Linked DNA regions of Homo sapiens: region 1 is linked to region 2. The links are chromatin loops, found by intact Hi-C in ENCODE. Cell type or tissue: heart left ventricle. All regions are shown on one strand. Each heading gives the region's core, and the rest is flanking DNA. Links, peaks and the distances in the headings are about the cores only. Region 1 has its middle 110 kb from the start of MKLN1-AS. Region 2 has its middle 42 kb from the start of MKLN1-AS.

The links. Hi-C counts contacts between places; a loop is a spot of excess contacts. Peaks named below come from ENCODE experiments on the same cell type or tissue, not always from the same donor. Only the 100,000 strongest peaks of a DNase experiment are listed, where the experiment ranks them.
Region 1: a loop joins it to region 2, with 1.9 times the contacts of the local background. A loop is called at or near these places in 6 of 110 quality-filtered maps.

What each region holds. Positions count from the first base shown.
Region 1 is chr7:131,215,517-131,224,243 of GRCh38, reverse strand. It overlaps a transcript of MKLN1 not described here. Among named protein-coding and RNA genes, the nearest start is that of MKLN1-AS, 110 kb to the left of the region's middle. RefSeq lists a silencer at 3,008-3,208 and an enhancer at 5,092-5,161. In heart left ventricle, for the core only: no CTCF peak of the experiment used is centred there; a DNase peak (open chromatin) is centred at 4,543; H3K27ac peaks cover 1,788 bases.
Region 2 is chr7:131,281,201-131,289,927 of GRCh38, reverse strand. It overlaps a transcript of MKLN1 not described here. Among named protein-coding and RNA genes, the nearest start is that of MKLN1-AS, 42 kb to the left of the region's middle. In heart left ventricle, for the core only: no CTCF peak of the experiment used is centred there; a DNase peak (open chromatin) is centred at 4,728; H3K27ac peaks cover 2,988 bases.

The DNA of each region.
Region 1 (8,727 bases), core at 369-8,368, 66 kb after region 2:
TGTATAGAAACCAGGTTTCTCTGTGTTGCCCAGGCTGATCTCAAATTCTTGGCCTCAAGCGATTGATTGTCCCCAATAGCTTCCCAAAGTGCTGGGATTACAGGTTTGAGCCTCCACACCAGCCAGTGCTTTGAGTTTTTAAACTTTTTGGTTTTGATGTCCCTGTTAAGATGCAAATGCAGGTGGGTTCAGCGGCTCACACCTGTAATCCCAGCACTTTGGGAGGACAAGGTGGGCAGATCACGAGGTCAGGAGTTCGAGATCAGCCTGACTAACATGGTGAAACCCATCTCTATTAAAAATACAAAAATTAGTCAGGTGTGGTGGTGTGTGCCTGTAATCCCAGCTACTCAGGAGGCTGAGTCAGGAGAATCGCTTGAACCCAGGAGGCGGAGGCTGGAGTAAGCCGAGATCGCACCACTGTACTCCAGCCTTGGCAACAGAGCAAGACTCCATCTCAAAAAAAACAAAAACAACAACAAAAAAAGCACATGCAGTGTATAGAGCTGAGGCTGTAACTCAGAAGTGATCAGCTCATTTCTTAGCAAGAATTCGCTATCAGTTCCAGCCAGCTCAGCATGAGAGCCCTGTGGGAAGAAGATCCAGGAAAAGCATTTTAGAGATGGAGAATGGGCAGAGGCCTTGGGAATTAAGAGCGGCAAGCTGACAGGAGGCATGAAAGAGCCACAGAAAAATCTCTGTGTAGCAATGAGGCCTGGTCCCGCAACACAAGTCAGGGTTAGTGTAGGCAGCAGAAACCCAAGCTCATCCTAACTTCCTGTAAATCTTTCTTCTCTGCTAACCCAGTTTTACTAGGCAAAGTCATCTGGGGCACAGCCAGAGGGACATATGGAAGGTTCAGAGGATTAGCAGAGTACCTGTGATGTTCCGAGCTATGGCTACGGTCTTCCAGAGTAAGGAAGCCAATGTCCTGGGCTTGTCTCCAGACCAGTTTGCTACTCTCACCAGAAAACCTGTCCTACAGCTCTGAACTGGTTGCCTGACTCCAGCCAACCATCTAAAAATTTCATGACCCTGTTCCCAAGGGTCTGAAAGGGGAATGTGGGGAAGAATCCCTATAAACTCACCCAGATTGGCAACAGATCCCAAAGTAGTATCCTTTCCTATGTAGGGGCAGAGCACTTCTTACCATGAAGATAGCATAGTGCTTGTTATATGCTGAAACTGTATTTATTTATTTTTTTTTCTGAGACAGAGTCTTGCTCTGTCACCAAAAGTGGAGTGCAGTGGCGTGATCTCTGCAACCTCCACCTCCGGGGTTCAAACCATTCTCATGCCTCAGCCTCCCAAGTAACTAGGATAACAGGTGCGCACCACCATGCATGGCTAGTTTTTATTTTCTTTCTTTTTTTTTTTTTTTTTGTATTTTTAGCAAAGAGGATTTTACCATGTTGGCCAGGCTGGTCTTGAACTCCTGACCTCAGGTGATTCACCTGCCTTGGCCTCCCAAAATGTTGAGATTACAGGCGTGAGCCACTGTACCCGGCCTGAAATTGTATTTTTAAATGTTTATATGGGTAGAAATGGCTTCCTTGTGCCCTTATCCCTGGAGAGAAAGAAGGGCAGATTCTGATGTCTTCTGCAGAATTAAGCCTGTGAACACGTGACTGCCAGTGGATACACCAGGAGGCACACAGAAGTTTCAGAGGAATACACACACTGCCCAAACCCAACAGAGAGTGTTATACCTTAGGGGAGATGCTTTGTAAAAGCAGCCATGAAATCTCCAAAGGAGATCCTGGGAGACTCTACATAAACCAGAGTGGCAGCATGGTGGAGTAGTGAAAAGCATGACTTCGGGTATTAAAGATGCTAATACCAGAGAGATGTCTTCCCTTCTTCCACCACGTGGGGACACAGCAGGAAGGTGCCATCTATAAACCAGAGAAGTAACAGCTGGGTAACTCTGAGCAAGTCCTTAACCTCTCTGGGCTTCAGTTTCCTTTTCCTCATCCATAAAATTCAGACAATAGTAGTTCTTAGCTCACAGGGTTGTTGTAAGGATTAAATGAGTTAATATTTAAAAATACTTAGAGGCCAGGCACAGTGGCCTGTAATCCCAGCACTTCGGGAGGCCGAGGTGGGCAGATCACTTAAAGTGATCACTAGATCACCCTAGCCAACATAGTGAAACCCCATCTCTACTAAAATTAGCCGGGCATGGTGGTGCATGCCTGTAGTCCCAGCTACTCAAGAGGCTAAGGTAGGAAAATTGCTTGAACCCAGGAGGCGGAGGTTGCAGTGAGCCGAGATCACACCACCACAATCCAGCCTGGGCGACAGAGCAACACTCCATGTCAAAATAAATAAATAAATAAAATAAAAGCACTTAGAACAGTGTCTGAACAGTGTCTGTCACACAGCAAGAACTATTTAAGTGTTACATTTAAAAAGTGGCAAGAGGCCGGGCATGGTGACTCATACCTGTAATCCCAGCACTTCGGGAGGCTAAGGTGGGTGGATCACCTAAGGTCAGGAGCTCGAGACCAGCCTGGTCAACATGGTGAAACCCCACCTCTACTAAAAATACAAAAAAAAAAAAAAAAAATTAGCCGGGTGTGGTGGCACACACCTGTAATCCCAGCTACTCAGGAGGCTGAGGCAGGAGAATCATCCAAACCAGAAGACGGAGGTTGCAGTGAGCCTAAATCATGCCACTGCCCTCCAGCGTGGGTGATGGAGCCAGACTTCGGTCTTTAAAAAAAAAAAAAAAAAAAAAAGTGGCATGATCAAATCTCCAGAATGGAAACCTCAGTTGGTTCCATGATTCACCCAGTCTAAGGAGGTCTTCCATTGGCTCTGTCCTGCACTTACCCTCTCAGCATACTGGCATGAGGAGGTTGGAAGATGCCTGGACACCTTTCTCCTCCAGCACTAGGCAGGGCACCTCTGCTCTACTCTGCTTCTTGGCCATGTGCACGCCCAGGGCCATGAACCAACAATGGGGAGCTCCACCCAGGGCTTGGACCAGAAATGGGCATCCCTCAATTCAAACCCCGCAGGCCCTTTCCAGGCTCCATGTCTGTACTGTCACCAAGTGTTGCAACTCAACCTGTCCATCACGCATACTGTGCACCAAGCCAGGGTTACAGAACACAAGGAAAAGCTATTCTTGAGAAAGGTAGGAAAAGCAGATAAAGGTTTGCTGCAAAATCACTGATATGAGGCAGATGGATTAACATGGGAGAAAAGGTATACAAATTGACTTCATATGCATGAAACTACCCACACAGGGTTGACAAGAATTGCATGCCAGGTTCTGGACAGAAATACAGGTATTTCATAGTGCATTCATAGAATATATTACATAATATGTTATATAATATCATTAATTAAATATAAGCATTAATCAGGCTGCACTTTGGCCCACTTCCTTGTTGCTAAAAGTCACTAGATACTGAAGATTTGTACCCTCTCTGTTCCTCCAGACGGGATATCTGACGTCAGAATCAATCATAAGGCTTTTGTTTAAGGATCACTTAAGATGTTTTTTAGACCTCTAATTCTAGCAACCAATTTGAAGACCCCCCACAGAGGAAGAGGATCAGCATGAGCGAATAGCTGCTTCATCTCCCTGTCCCATGATGTCACGCTACACTCTTCTACCAACTGATGACCTCCACACTGGCCCACTCCAAAACCCTTAATAACCCTAACTCCAAATTCCTCCTGGAGATGTGTTTGAGTTTTTCTCCCATCTCCTTGTTCAGTGACCCTATGATTAAACCTCTTTCTCTGCTCCAACCAGGTGTCTCGGTATATTGACTTGCGTGGGCATTGGGCAATGAACCTATTACGGTTACATGTATACAAGGGCCTTCAGAATGAAGATCCAGCTTCCCAATGAGATACAGAAGCTTTGATACCGTCTTGAGGTTACAGAAAAAAATGGGGGCTTGATCCTTATAAAACAGGTTATGGGAGTGGGGAGAAAGAGAATTCTGTTGAGGGGCAATAAATGATTACTAGGGAGAATGATAGGATGGGGACTAGAAATTAACTTGTAAATAGTTTTCATTGGAATAATAAATGAGTGGAAAGACAGGCACTATCTTGTGAAAGGGTCTGTTCATGTGTGGTTACATTCTTGGTCTTCCAAAGAGGGAAAGAAAACAATTGTTCTCCTTGGTAAGACTGATCTCAGGCAGATAAAGGAACTTCAATTTCTTTGGTAGAGATTGGAGGTGAGGGGGGAAGGTCGGAAGGTCAGAGAGACCTTGAGGATTCCTCAGTGCGGCATGTCAGTGCGCCATATTGTGGGATGTTGGTTTCTGAGCCCCACCATAGAGAAACTAGCAGGTGGCAGGAAGAAGGAAGGATCACGTAAGAGGAAACCAAACACACAAGGAAAAAAGTAAAAAGCTGAAGTAAGTATGAGGAAACTTTTTTTGTCTCTCTATTTTTGGCCAAGTGAAAAAAACAAACACAAGAGAATAAACCCAGTGACTAGAATCAGACACAGCCAGTGGAGGGAGGGAACAAAAGCGAGCTGCAGAATTGCAAATCCATGCTAATTACCTCACCCTTCCTCCTGTGCTGGGCTGAACCCAGGGCCCGACAGCCATTTGTACCATGGCCTAATAATGATTTCATTTCACAGACTTCCTCCCACTTTTTTTTTTTCCTTACAAAGTCCATCACAATTCTGTTTTGGGAAGTAGAAACAGTATCTATCTTTAGACAAGTTAAATGCCAAAAGAACTCAGATAAGCATATCTGAGAAGTAAAGAATAGTTGGTGTGACCAGGACAAATTTCAAATCACAAATATTCGAAATTCTTCTCTGTGCCTTGGAGAGAGAAGTGCCTTTGTTTGCTGAATTGGCTCACAGAACGACTTGGCCTTTGTCCTGTTGTGTAGGACACAGGATGGGGCACAGAAACCAAGGGGAGGCAAAATATTTATCAAGTGCCTACTATTATATCAGGCATTCTGCAAGATGTTAGAAATGCCTCTGCCCTCTGGATGCTAACACTATTTTTTTTTTTAACATTTTTAAAATTGTGGTAAAAAATACCCAAAATATAAAATTTGCCATCTTAACCACTTTTAAGTCTACTGTGCATTTGTGTTAAGTGTGTTCACATTGTTGGACCATCAATCTCCAAAATTTTCCATCTTGCAAAACTGAAGCTTTGTACCCATTAAACAACTCTCATTTCTCCTTCCTCCCCCAGCTTCTGGCAACCACCATTCTGCTTTCTGTTCCTAAGAATTGACCATTCTAGATACTTCACATGAGTGTAATCACACTCATAAATTAGTCTCATAAATGAGTCTGAAAGACAGGCACTATCTTGTGAAAGGGTCTGTTCATCTGTGGTTACATTCTTGGTCTTCCGGAGAGGGGAAGAAAATGCTTGTTCTCCTTGGTAAGACTGATCTCAGGCAGATAAAGGAACTTCAATTTCTTTGGTAGAGGTCGGGGGTCGGGGGGAAGGTTGGAAGGTCAGAGAGACCTTGAGGTATTTGTCTTGTTGTGACTGGCTTATTTCACTCGGCATCATGTTCCCAAGGTTCATCCATGTTGTAGCCTGTGTCAGAATTTCCTTTCTTTTTAAGACTGAATAATAATCCATTGTATGCACATACCACATTTTATTTATCCACTGGGAACCACCTATACAAAAATTACGACAGTGAAGGAAATGTAGCATAACTAACTACATCTTGTTTTAACCTCACAGGCTAACTTGCTCATTCCAAGCTAATTATGGGAGGAATTTAGTTCATAGTTTAACTTCAAAACAAAGACGATGATACTTCTTTCCTGAACTAACCCCCTCTACTTGCTCAGGGACCAAAACCACTTTCATATAACTAACGTAAGTCCACAAGGTTAGAATTGTGACAGAGGTCTGAATTCTGCTAAGATATACACATAATTAAACTCTAATCAGTCATTGTTTTATAACTTGCCTTTAAAAACTACTTACTACTCAGGAGTCATGTAGCGAATGGTAACAAGATTTATAACTTTTCCAATTGCCCCTATGGATAACATCATTATTGTAAAACCTAAGAATGGTATTTGAGATATTTTTCAGACCTTGTATTCCGTATGAACCAACTGGCACCACTCAGACCCATAACCTGCACCCGAGAACTGACTCAGTGCAAGAAAACACTTTCAAGCCCCTATGATTTCATCCCAACCCAACCAATCAGCATTCCCCATTCCCTAGCTCCTGCCTGCCAAACTATCCTGGAAAAACCCTAGCCCTCACATTCTTGGGGAGGCGGATTTGAGAATTATCTCCTGTCCTTCCATTTGGCTGGCCCCACATTTATTAAACTCTTTCTTTGCTGCAGAACCTGCTAGTTTTGCATTGACTTTTCTGGGCAGCAGGCAAGAAGAACCCGGTTGGGCGATTACACATTAATCTGTCATTGGACACTTAGGTTGCTTCCACCTCTTGGCTATTGTGCATAATGCTGCTATGAACACAGGGGTACAAGTATTTCTTCAAACTAACACTCTTTTAAGGAGCCTATCCCATCATATTTTGTTTTGTTTTGTTTTTTGAGACAGAGTTTCACTCTTTCGCCCAGGCTGGAGTGCCATGGCACGATCTCGGCTCACTGCAACGCCTGCCTCTCGGGTTCAAGCAATTTGCCTGCCTCAGCCTCCTGAGTAGCCGGGATTACAGGTGCCCACAACCACACCTGGTTAATTTTTGTATTTTTAGTAGAGACAGGGTTTCACCATGTTGGCCAGGCTGGTCTCGAACTCCTGACCTCAGGTGATCTGCCTGCCTCAGCCTCCCAAACTGTTGGGATTACAGGCGTGAGCCACTGTGCCCAAGCTATCCCATCATATTTGGATGATTTATTTGCCCAACAATCGGCCCAACTGGATTTTTAGTTGCACAGGGATCTGTTTTATTTATCTTTGTATCCCCATTTCCTGTACTGTGTAAGCACATAGTAGGAACTCAATACATATTTGTATTTGTTGAAAAAAATAATTTATTTTTATACTTCTTAGTCACTACTGTTGCAGCTGGCTGTTTTACATATTTTAATAAATAAGTTTTGCAATTTTAATGAATGCTATTTTGATTATATTTATATACTAAGCTAGTTTATATAAGGGGATTCATATAAAAAATATCTAAATCTCAATCAAAATTCACTTTCTAGATGAAATGCCATCGACAATTCCTTCTCACTTATTTTGCTTAAAATCAACTATCATGGTTCTTATTCCTGTCTTTTTAGCCTCTCATTTCCTCAAGCCATGGTACTGCATAGATCCTGAGGGCACTCAATAGGGGGTCTCCTCAGTTCATGGGACATCTTGTTGAATAAAGCCAGGTATGGGCCCAGAGTTTGGTTTGAGTTATTTTCGTGAGGAGGCACAGGATGAAAAAGGCACAGCCCTATCATTGGAGGAACTCACAGTCCTGTGGCTGTCTGGTTAGTAAGAGGCCTCAGTTTTTTCGGGTGCAGAAAATAGTATTTATCTCCATTCCCATTACCCAGGTGACAGACACAGACACAAGTATAGTGTTTACCAAGCACAAGGACCTGAAAGACATTGTAGAAATTGAGTAGCATTGTGTTTGGTGATAATTACTGCATGAAGTGTCGGCAGTAGTAGAAGCTAGTTCTGTAATCCTTTACAAAATAGACATTGAAATTATGATTTCTGGTCAAGGTAGCATTGCTGAACCTTTGAGGCACTCGCTCAGCTCTAAGCACAAAGCAATGGTTATTAAAATATAAAGGAGAAAAATTAAAAGACACAGTTTTCTCCAAATATAATAAACTTTCTTTTTTTTCTTTTTTTTTTTTTTTGAGTCAGAGACTCAGTCTGTCGCCCAGGCTGGAGTGCAGTGGCGCAATGTCGGCTCACTGCAACCTCCGCCTCCTGGTTTTAAGCGATTCTCCTGCCTCAGCTTCCCAAGTAGCTGGGATTACAGGAGTGCGCCACCACGCACTCCTGTATTTTTTGTATTTTCAGTACAGTTTTTTGTATTTTTAGTAGAGAGGGAGTTTCACCATGTTGGCCAGGCTAGTCTTGAACTCCTGACCTCAGGTGATCTGCCTGCCTCTGCCTCCCAAACTGCTGGGATTAGAGGCATGAGCCACTATGCCCAGCCCAAATATAAACTTTTCTTTTGACCGGAAATGCAAAGCAATAAATGGGGCTAAAAACATGGGCCGGTTCGGTTCCAGGTCTGAAAAGAGGCAGGGGATGCTAGAATGGGGCGTCTAGACTCCTTAAAGGGAACTAACAGTGACCTGCATGGAGTGAGGGGAGCGGGTGGTAAACCAGGTTCACTGCTTGAACCTATGGGCTAGACTGAGAGCCCCTATCCCCCCCAAACAAACTGGCTTGTTAGGCTAAATAAGCTGACCGCATGTGGTAATAGGCTTTACATGAAGGAATGATGGGGCAGGAAGAAAGGACACAGACAGGAAACTGGATCAAGCAACTACAGGCCTCCATGACTGAATCCATGGTATCTCCATCATCACAGTAGAGAAAAAGAAAAGACAAACTCTCCTTGTTTGGATAATGTAATCGTTTATGAAGAATATCATACAGACTATCTGAAAATAAAATCAGAATTAAAAAGACAATTCAGGCTGGGCTCAGTGGCTCACATTTATAATCCTAGAACTTTGGAAGGCTGAGGTGGGAGGATTGCTTGAGCCCAGGAGTTCAAGACCAGCCTGGGCAAGATCCCCGGATAATCT
Region 2 (8,727 bases), core at 324-8,323:
GAAGAACAACAAACAAAAAGGCCCTTGGTCAGAAGTGTGCTTGGCCTGCTGGAGGTGCAGCAATGAGGCCAATGTGGCTGGAATGTAGTGAATGGGGGGAAATATTTTATTTACCTAACAAACACTTAAATAGCCCTTACTAGTAGCATTATTTGAAGCACATGAAAGATATTAACTAATTCTCCCAGCAAGTCTATGAAGTAGATACTGATTTTACCTTTTCCAGATGAGGAAACTGAGGTACAGGAAAGTTAAATAACTGCCCCCAAATGACACAGCAATCAAGTGATAGAGCTAGGATTGGAACTCAGGTGGTCTGTCTCTAGTGATGCATGCTGTTAAACACTAAAGTATGCTGTGCTGCTTCCTGGTAGTAAGAGATAAGAAACAAGTGGGTACTAGATCCTGTAGCTTATTAAAGTCCATTGGTAAGGATTTGCGGTTGGGGTTGTTTTTTCATTTTTTGTAGAGATGAGGTCTCGCTATGTTGGCCAGGCTGGTCTCAAACTCCTGGCCTCAAGGGATCCTCCCGCCTTGGTCTCCCAAAGTGCTGGGACCACAGGCGTGAGCCACCACACCTGGCTACTTGTAGGTTTTAATAACCATCCTTCCCCACTTCCTGCAAGTGTCATCATGTCTGCCACACCCATAAACCCCCTTCTAGGTTTCTAATAGACAGGACACCAAATTACGTAACAATTTATTCTGCCATTCCAAACAAAGCCATTTAGGCCAGGGGTGGGGACACCTGATCTAGGGCATCAGACCTATGCTCATGAGATGGTTTGTCAAGAAGGCTTTGATAGCCGGGCATGATGGACATGCCTGTAATACCAGCACTTTGGGAGGCTGAGGTGGAAGGATTGCCTGAGCCCAGGAGTTCAAGACTAGCCTGGGCAACACAGTGAGACCCCCATTTACTTCTACTTTAAAAAAATAATTTTTTTTTTTAAAAGAAGGCTCTGCCTAACCACCTGCACTTGATGGTGAACAGCCAAACTAGGCAGATTCTTTTGTTGAGTTGAATATGAAATACAAAGAGAGAGTCAGCAGTTAGAAATGGGCAGAAACTAAAAGATACACAGAGAGAAGGAAGAAAGCTGAGGTCATGTGGCAGCAAAAAGCATGCAGCAATAGAAGCTGTGAGATGAGAAAAGAATAGAAAGTACTGAACAGCAAGGGCAGTGGAGAGTCACAATACTAGCAGATAATTAGAGTGCAAAGCAACAGATACTGACTACTGAAGGGCCCACAAGATAACCCAGTTGCTAGGGCGGCACTGTGTGCTGAATCACCTTCCCACTCCTCGTTGCCAGAGTGTGGCAGAGAAGGACATGGGGCTTGTATTAGTCTTAAGCTTAGACTGAGGTAACCTGAGTATATCTCTCCGTTCTGAAAATTAAATTTTTGCTTCTTGGAATCTCTATCACTCAAGATCATGGCACAAAACTGAAGGCACATTGCGCTGGGATTTTGAAAATCATTTGATGAAATTGATATTTACAAGGATGTAGGGAGGGTGGTGGGAACTTAAGCGGATACTGAGGCACCCAAGGTCGAGTAGCAGTAGAAGTCCAGGCCTGAAGAGAAACAGTTTATCAGAGTCCAGAAAGAGCTAGAACTGTGAAGGGGCATACCTAATGCCAAACCCATGGCGCTAAAGCAGGGAGGAAAGGAGAAGAAATATCTCAACCTCTTTTGCCTCCTACCCTCTGATACTTGCTGATGCCTGCCATTGGACAAACCCAACAGTAAGCCAGAGGGCACTGGCTCCCAGGGGACGAAATCTGTGGGGTAACATCCTTGTCGGGAACAGAGTGTGGCAGAGAAGGACATGGGGCTTGTATTAATCCACTGTCACACTGCTATAATTTAAAGATACTACTGGAACCTGGGCAATTTATAAAGGAAAGAGGTTTAATTGACTCACCGTTCCACATGGCTGGGGAGGCCTCAGGAAACTTACAATCATGGCAGAAGGCAAAGGGGAAACAAGGACCTTCTTCACATGGCGTCAGGAGAGAGAAAAGTAAGAAGCAAAGGGGGAAGAGCCCCTTATAAAACCATCAGATCTCATGAGAACTCACTCACTATCACGAGAACAGCATGGGGGGAACCTCCCCCATGATCCAATCACCTCCCACTGGTCTTTCCCTAAACATGTGGGGATTATGGGGATTAAAATTCAAGATGAGATTTGGGTGGGGACACAAAGCCTAACCATATCAGGGCTATAATGGGTTGAATGATATTCTCCTCCCCCTCCCCCGCCAACAAAACATGCCCACAGCCGAATCTCTGGAACCTGGGAATATTACATTACATGGCAAAATATGTGATTAAGTTCAGGAGGACCTTATCCTGAGAGGAGGACCTTATCCTAGATCACTGTGGTAGGCCCTAAATGCAATCACATGTATCCTTATAAGAGAGAAGCAGAAACTTTAAGAGATAAAAGGAGGAGGCAATGTGACCTCAGAGGAGTGGCCACAAGCCAAGGAAGGCCTGGGGCCCCCAGACGCTGGAAGAAGCAAGGAGAAGATTCTCCCCCAGAGCTTTCAGGAGTGTGGCCTTGCCAACACTTGATTTCAGACTTCTGTCCTCCGGAACTGTGAGAAAATAAAATTCTGTTGTTTTAACCTATCCAGTTTGTAGTAATTTGTTACGGCAGTCACAGAAAACCAGGACAGGAGCCAGATGGAGAATAACCAGCACAAAACCTGTTCATCTCAGATGGGACAGGAGGATATACCTGATCACTTTAGCTGGACATTCTTTTGCCTGCCTTTTATATTCCCTTTGGTACTTTTTGTTTTGTTTTGAGACAGGGTTTCATTTCACTCTGTTACCCAGATTGGAGTGCAATGGCACGATTGTGGCTCACTGCAGCCTCAATCTTTAGGGCTCAATCGATCCTCCCATCTCAGCCTCCCAAGAAGCTGGGCCACAGGTGTGCACCACTACTTCCAGCTAATTTTTTTAAAAGTATATATGGGGCCTTGTTATGTTTCCCAGGCTGGTCTCAAACTCCTGGCCTCAAGCCATCCACCCATCTTGGCCTTCCAAAGTGCTGGGATTACAGGTGTGAGCCACCGTGCCTGGCCCATTGGGGCTCCTTTTGGGACCACTCATATGCCTCAAACTATATGCTCCTGAGTTGTAGTTCTTTTGTTATATAAATATTGTTTTATCCAAATAAGATTATGACATTCTTATTCGAAACAAGAACCTTGTCTTGTACATCTTTGTAGCCCATAAAAATCTTAGCACAGTACTTTAAACAGAGTGGACATTCTGTAATTGGTAAATGAGAAAGAAACCTTCCATTTGTCCATCTGTAAATGGAAAATAACAATTTCTACTGACTTGCCTCTCAGAGATAATGATGGCAGTGCTTCCTGGAAACAATTTTTTGTACCTGTAACAGAATGATATATCTGAAACACCCATTCCTACTGAGGCAATTCCTTGGGGGAGGAAAAAAAAACAAAGCTACATTTACTTTTAGCATGTCCTCCATTCCACGTGCAGATGAAACTGCTTGCAGATCACCCCACAAAGGAAAAGGCAGGGGATAATTAAGAAAATATAAGAGCTGAGGACTGATATCTTCTTAGGAACTTTGATTCATTCAATAAACATTTATCAAAGAACTACTATGTTAAAATATAGTCCATTGGCCAGGCGCAGTGGCTCACACCTGTAATCCCAGCACTTTGAGAGGCCAAGGCAGACAGATCACTTGAGATCAGGAGTTCGAGACCAGCCTGGCCAACATGGTGAAACCCTGTCTCTACTAAAAATACAAAATTAGTCCGGCGTGATAACGCATGCCTGTAATCCCAGCTCCTTGGGAGGTGGAGGCACGAGAATCGCTTGAACCCGGGAGACGAAGGTTGCAGTGAGACGGCGCCACTGCACTCCAGCCTGGGCGACAGAGTGAAACTGTGTCTCAAAAAAAAAAAAAAAAGTCCATAGATGCTGAGGAAACACACGCAGAGAATAAGGCATGATCCCAAGTCAGTAATTGTCACGCAATATGATGAATGGTTTTTATAAGAGCAAAATGCTATGGGGCCAGAAAAAAGGGAATGACTAACTATTGATGGGAGTTTCACCAAAAAAACTCACAATCAAGCTGGTCTCTTAAGACTGCATCAGGCAGAGGTGAAGTCAAGGGCATTCCAGGACCAAGAGAAACAGCTTTGCCTGAGCTGTTGCCAAGCAAACCACACCCTCAGCTCAGCCCTATTGTATCTACAGAGGCCTATTTTTATTCTTTATCCTCATCGCTACTTTTTAAGAGAAGAAAAGAATGCTGACTTCTTCCCTAATTTGCATCCATGTATTTTATATGCCAAAGAAAGGTGATTGTCAGGAGGGAAAATAGAAGTTGACTTTCGGCAAGTCCAATTACGACAGGTCCTCACATCCATCTGATAATAAGTTAACATGGAAACGCTTACCTTTGCTGAGCTTCTACCTCATTTCGGAAAATTGGGTTAGGCTATCCTGTGAATGCAGTACCAGGGGGAAAGTGGACAAGGTATGAGCGCATCCCGTGTCTCATTGCCCCACACCAGGAGGTTCATCTTTGGCAAACACTCCTTGAATGGGAATTATGGCTGAGGCCCTTTTTCCTCCCCTAGGCTGACCTTCACATCACTCCTCAGGGAACAACTCTGCCTAGGGCACCGCCCAGCTTCCCTCCCAGGCCAGCCCTGCTAGGCCTCTGAGACCAGAGCCGTGCTGCTTATGAGTGGAAGAAAGGAGAAAAAACTCTTAGGACAGCAGCCAGGAGAGAATGAAAGACTGGCCAAACCCACCAAGGAGCAAACGGTTCCCCATCCTCACCCTGCAGCTTCTGCTGGAAAAGCGGGGAGGCTGGGGAACCGGAATCTCAGCCTCAGAGTACGCATCACTTATCCTTGTTTTCTCAAGAAGCCTCTACCTTCCAGGCCCTGCCAGGAAGCTGGCAGCATTTTCCTGAAGCAGTAATAACAAGGACAGAGCGTTCTAGCCTGCTGGAGCCTGCTGGCTGGTCACTCTTTCCACTGCCTTTTGTTTTCATGCATCATTCCCCTCACTTGCTTCTCAGATTCCTCAGGGCTTTGAAAAAGCCACAAATGCTCCACACAGTGACACCACCCAGCGGGCTGGCAGACATAGCTGACAGGCACCTTGCCCTAAGCGACCGCACGTATGCAAGCCCTGACAGCTGATACCCAGCCACACACCTGGTGAGAGGGAAGGCAGCACTTAGAAAGGGCCCACCCTATTCACGTAGCTGGCAAAGGTAGGGCTTTAGATCAACTACAGCCCAGTGCACTGGTAAATCACAGACCGCTTTTTTATTCAAAGTGTATCTGTATGTTGGACAGTGGTACTTCCCCACCCTTTCCTCAAACATCTAAATCCAGCCAACATAGATGCTACCAACAGAGCACCAGAGTAACCTCAGCGTGACAATCCACATATCAATATATTAGATCATATACACATGCATACTTGGAGCAGACTTAACTTTATTTGTGTTTTAGAACCACCTGTAGCCTATTTCAAACCACACTCCAGAGTGAACCTATCAGAATCTATGAAAATAGGGCTTAGATATGTGTATTTTTAAAAAACTTGACAGCGTTGGTTAGAATGTGGGACAAGACAAATTCTTGTATATCATTGATGAGATATATAACAATTGGTTCAGCTGCTGTGGACAGTAAGCTGGAAGGCAATCTAGTCAAGTCGGAAGTGCGCATATCCTATTCCCTAGCAATTTTTGTTCTAGATATATTCCCTAGAACTCTCACACATGTGTTCAAGGAGACGTACACCAGGGCATGATTTACATCATGATTTGGAATAGCAAAAAACTGGCCATAACAAATATCCACCCACAGGAGAATAGATTCTAGAACATTTACACAATGGAGCACTACATTGCAGTATTATATAATATAATGTTATGTTATATAGAATGGATTAGCTCTACAAGTACCACAGATAAATCTCCAAATCACAATGTTGAGAAAAAAAGCTACAGAAAAAAATATGTACACTATTTACATACAGGTTTAAACATGCAAAACTTGCCTATTGTGTAGTAAAACTATAAAAACATGTGGGAAGGACACTCACAGTCTTCAACAGATTGGTTACCTCTGGAGAGAGTTGAAATGAAAGGGCCTTCTCGGCCGGGCACAATGGCACACGCCTGTTATCCCAGCATTTTTGGGAGGCCAAGATGCGCAGACAGCTTCAGCCCAGGAGTTCTAGACCAGCCTGAGCAACATCATGAAACCCTGTTTCTACAAAAAATACAAAAATTAGCCAGCTGTGGTGGTGCATGCCTGTAGTCCCAGCTACTCGGGAGGCTGAGGTGGGAGGATCACCTGAGCCCAGGAGGTCAAGGCTGCAGTGAGCTGTGAGTGCACCAGTGTACTCCAGCCTGTTTTGGGCAACAGAGTGAGATGCTGTCTCAAAAAAAAAAAAAAAGAGAAGAAAGAAAGCAGTAAAGAGAGAGAGAGGAAGGAAGGAAGGAAGGAAGGAAGGAAGGAAGGAAGGAAGGAAGGAAGGAAGGAGGGGAAGGGAAGGGAAGGAGGGAGGGAGGGAGGGAGGGAGGGAAGGGCCTTCTCTTGTAACTAGAAGGTTTTATCATGGCAAGCCGTTATTATTTATTAAATCTGGATAATGAGTCCATATCCCACAGGTAACTCTGAGGGTCATGGCCATCGACAGCGGAAGGATCTTTTGAGATTCTTAGATTCTCAGTTACAGAAAATAAAAGTTTGATCTGTATAATGAGCCATCCCCATAAACATAAATGACACTGAAGAGCCCTCTCAGTAACGTATGCAGATTGAGATGCTGTTCATGAACGGAGGAGCTGTTGCACAGGCCCAATTCCCCTCCCTTACTAGGTGCCCGTGTGACCTGCTGGCCTTGTGAGCATCCTAAACAGAGTCAGAGCTGCAGTGGAATGAAGATGAGGATTGGTCCACGTGTGGAAATCATGACTATAGTCATATCCAGAAATTTCCAAACCTGGCTGAAAATCAGATAAAACTTTTAATGCAGTTGTCCATGCCCCACCATCTGAGAATATGATACAATAGGTCTGACATGAGACTCTGGAATCTGTATATTTAAAAGGCTTGCCAAGAGATTCTGATGATCGCCAGGTTTGAGAAATGATAACCAACCATGGTTATATTCTATTAATGTTTTCAAAGAAGATGGGTAGGAAGAGAAAAGGGAGAAAAGGAAATAAGAAAATTAAAGAAGGAAGGGGAGAAAGAAGGAAGGGAAGGAGGTGAGCCTTCGAACCCAGCTCAGATCCCTCCTCCTCTATTTCTCCTAGACCTCTATAGCCTCCACGTCCCTCCTCATCCCCTGAACTTGCTAGATCTCTAATCATCTGGTAACATTCATTTGGCAATTATGTACTTCCCTGTATGTTGCTGTCAAGGGCTACTGTTTAATCAATAAGTTTATGTCTTACTTTTTGAATTAGGCTATAAGCTTCTTCAGGACAAAGACCATGTTTTCTTCATCTTTCTTTTTTTTTTTTTTTTTTTTGAGACGGAGTTTCACTCTTGTTGCCCAGGCTGGAGTGCAATGGCACTATCTCGGCTCACCACAACCTCCGCCTCCCGGGTTCAAGCGATTCTCCTGCCTCAGCCTCCCAAGTAGCTGGGATTACAGGCATGCGCCACCATGCCCAGCTAATTTTGTATTTTTAGTAGAGATGAAGTTTCTCCATGTTGGTCAGGCTGGTCTCAAACTCCCAAACTCAGGTAATCCACCCGCCTTGGCCTCCCAAAGTGCTGGGATTACAGGCATGAGCCACCATGCCCAGCCCATCTTTTTATTTCTAGTGTCTAACATGATGCCTCCCACAGAGTAAGCAGTAAAGCACCATGATAAGAGTATAAGATAAAACAGGCTCAGAAATGTGGCAGTGGCTGGGCATGGTGGCTGTAATCCCAGCACTCTGGGAGGCTGAGGTGGGAGGACGCTTGAGGCCAGGAGTTCAAGGCCAGCCTGGGCAACATAGTGAGACCCCCATCTTTGCAAAAAATTTAGAAATTAGCTGAGTGTGCATGTGTAGTCCTAGCCACTCACAAGACTGAGATGGGATGATTGCTGAGCTCACAAGTTGGAGGTTGCAGTGAGCTATGATCATGCCACTGCGCTCCACCCTGGGTGACAGAGCAAGACTGTAAACAAAAAAAAAAAGAAAAGAAATATGGCAGGATACAAGATCAATAAACAAAAATCAATTGTATTTCTATACACTAGCAATGAATAATCCTGAAAAATGAAATCCAATGCAATCTCCATCAAAATCCCAACTTTTTTTTTATTTTACAGAAATTGACAAGCTGATCATGCTATTCACATGGAAATACAACCCAAAATAGCCAAAACAATCTTGAAGAGGAAGAACAAAGTTGGAAGAGGCATAGTTCCTGATTTCAAAACCTACCAGAAAACTACAGTAATCACGACATAAGGCATAAGGATACACATATAGATGAATGGAATAGACTTGAGAGACTAAAAATAAACCCTCACATTGGTATTGAATTGAATTTCTGAAGAGTGCCAAGACAATTCGATAGGGAAAGAACCGTTTTTTCAACAAATGTTGCTGGGACAACTGGATACCTGTAAAAAAATGAAGTTGAACTCTCAACACTATACAAAAAAAAAAAAGAATAACTC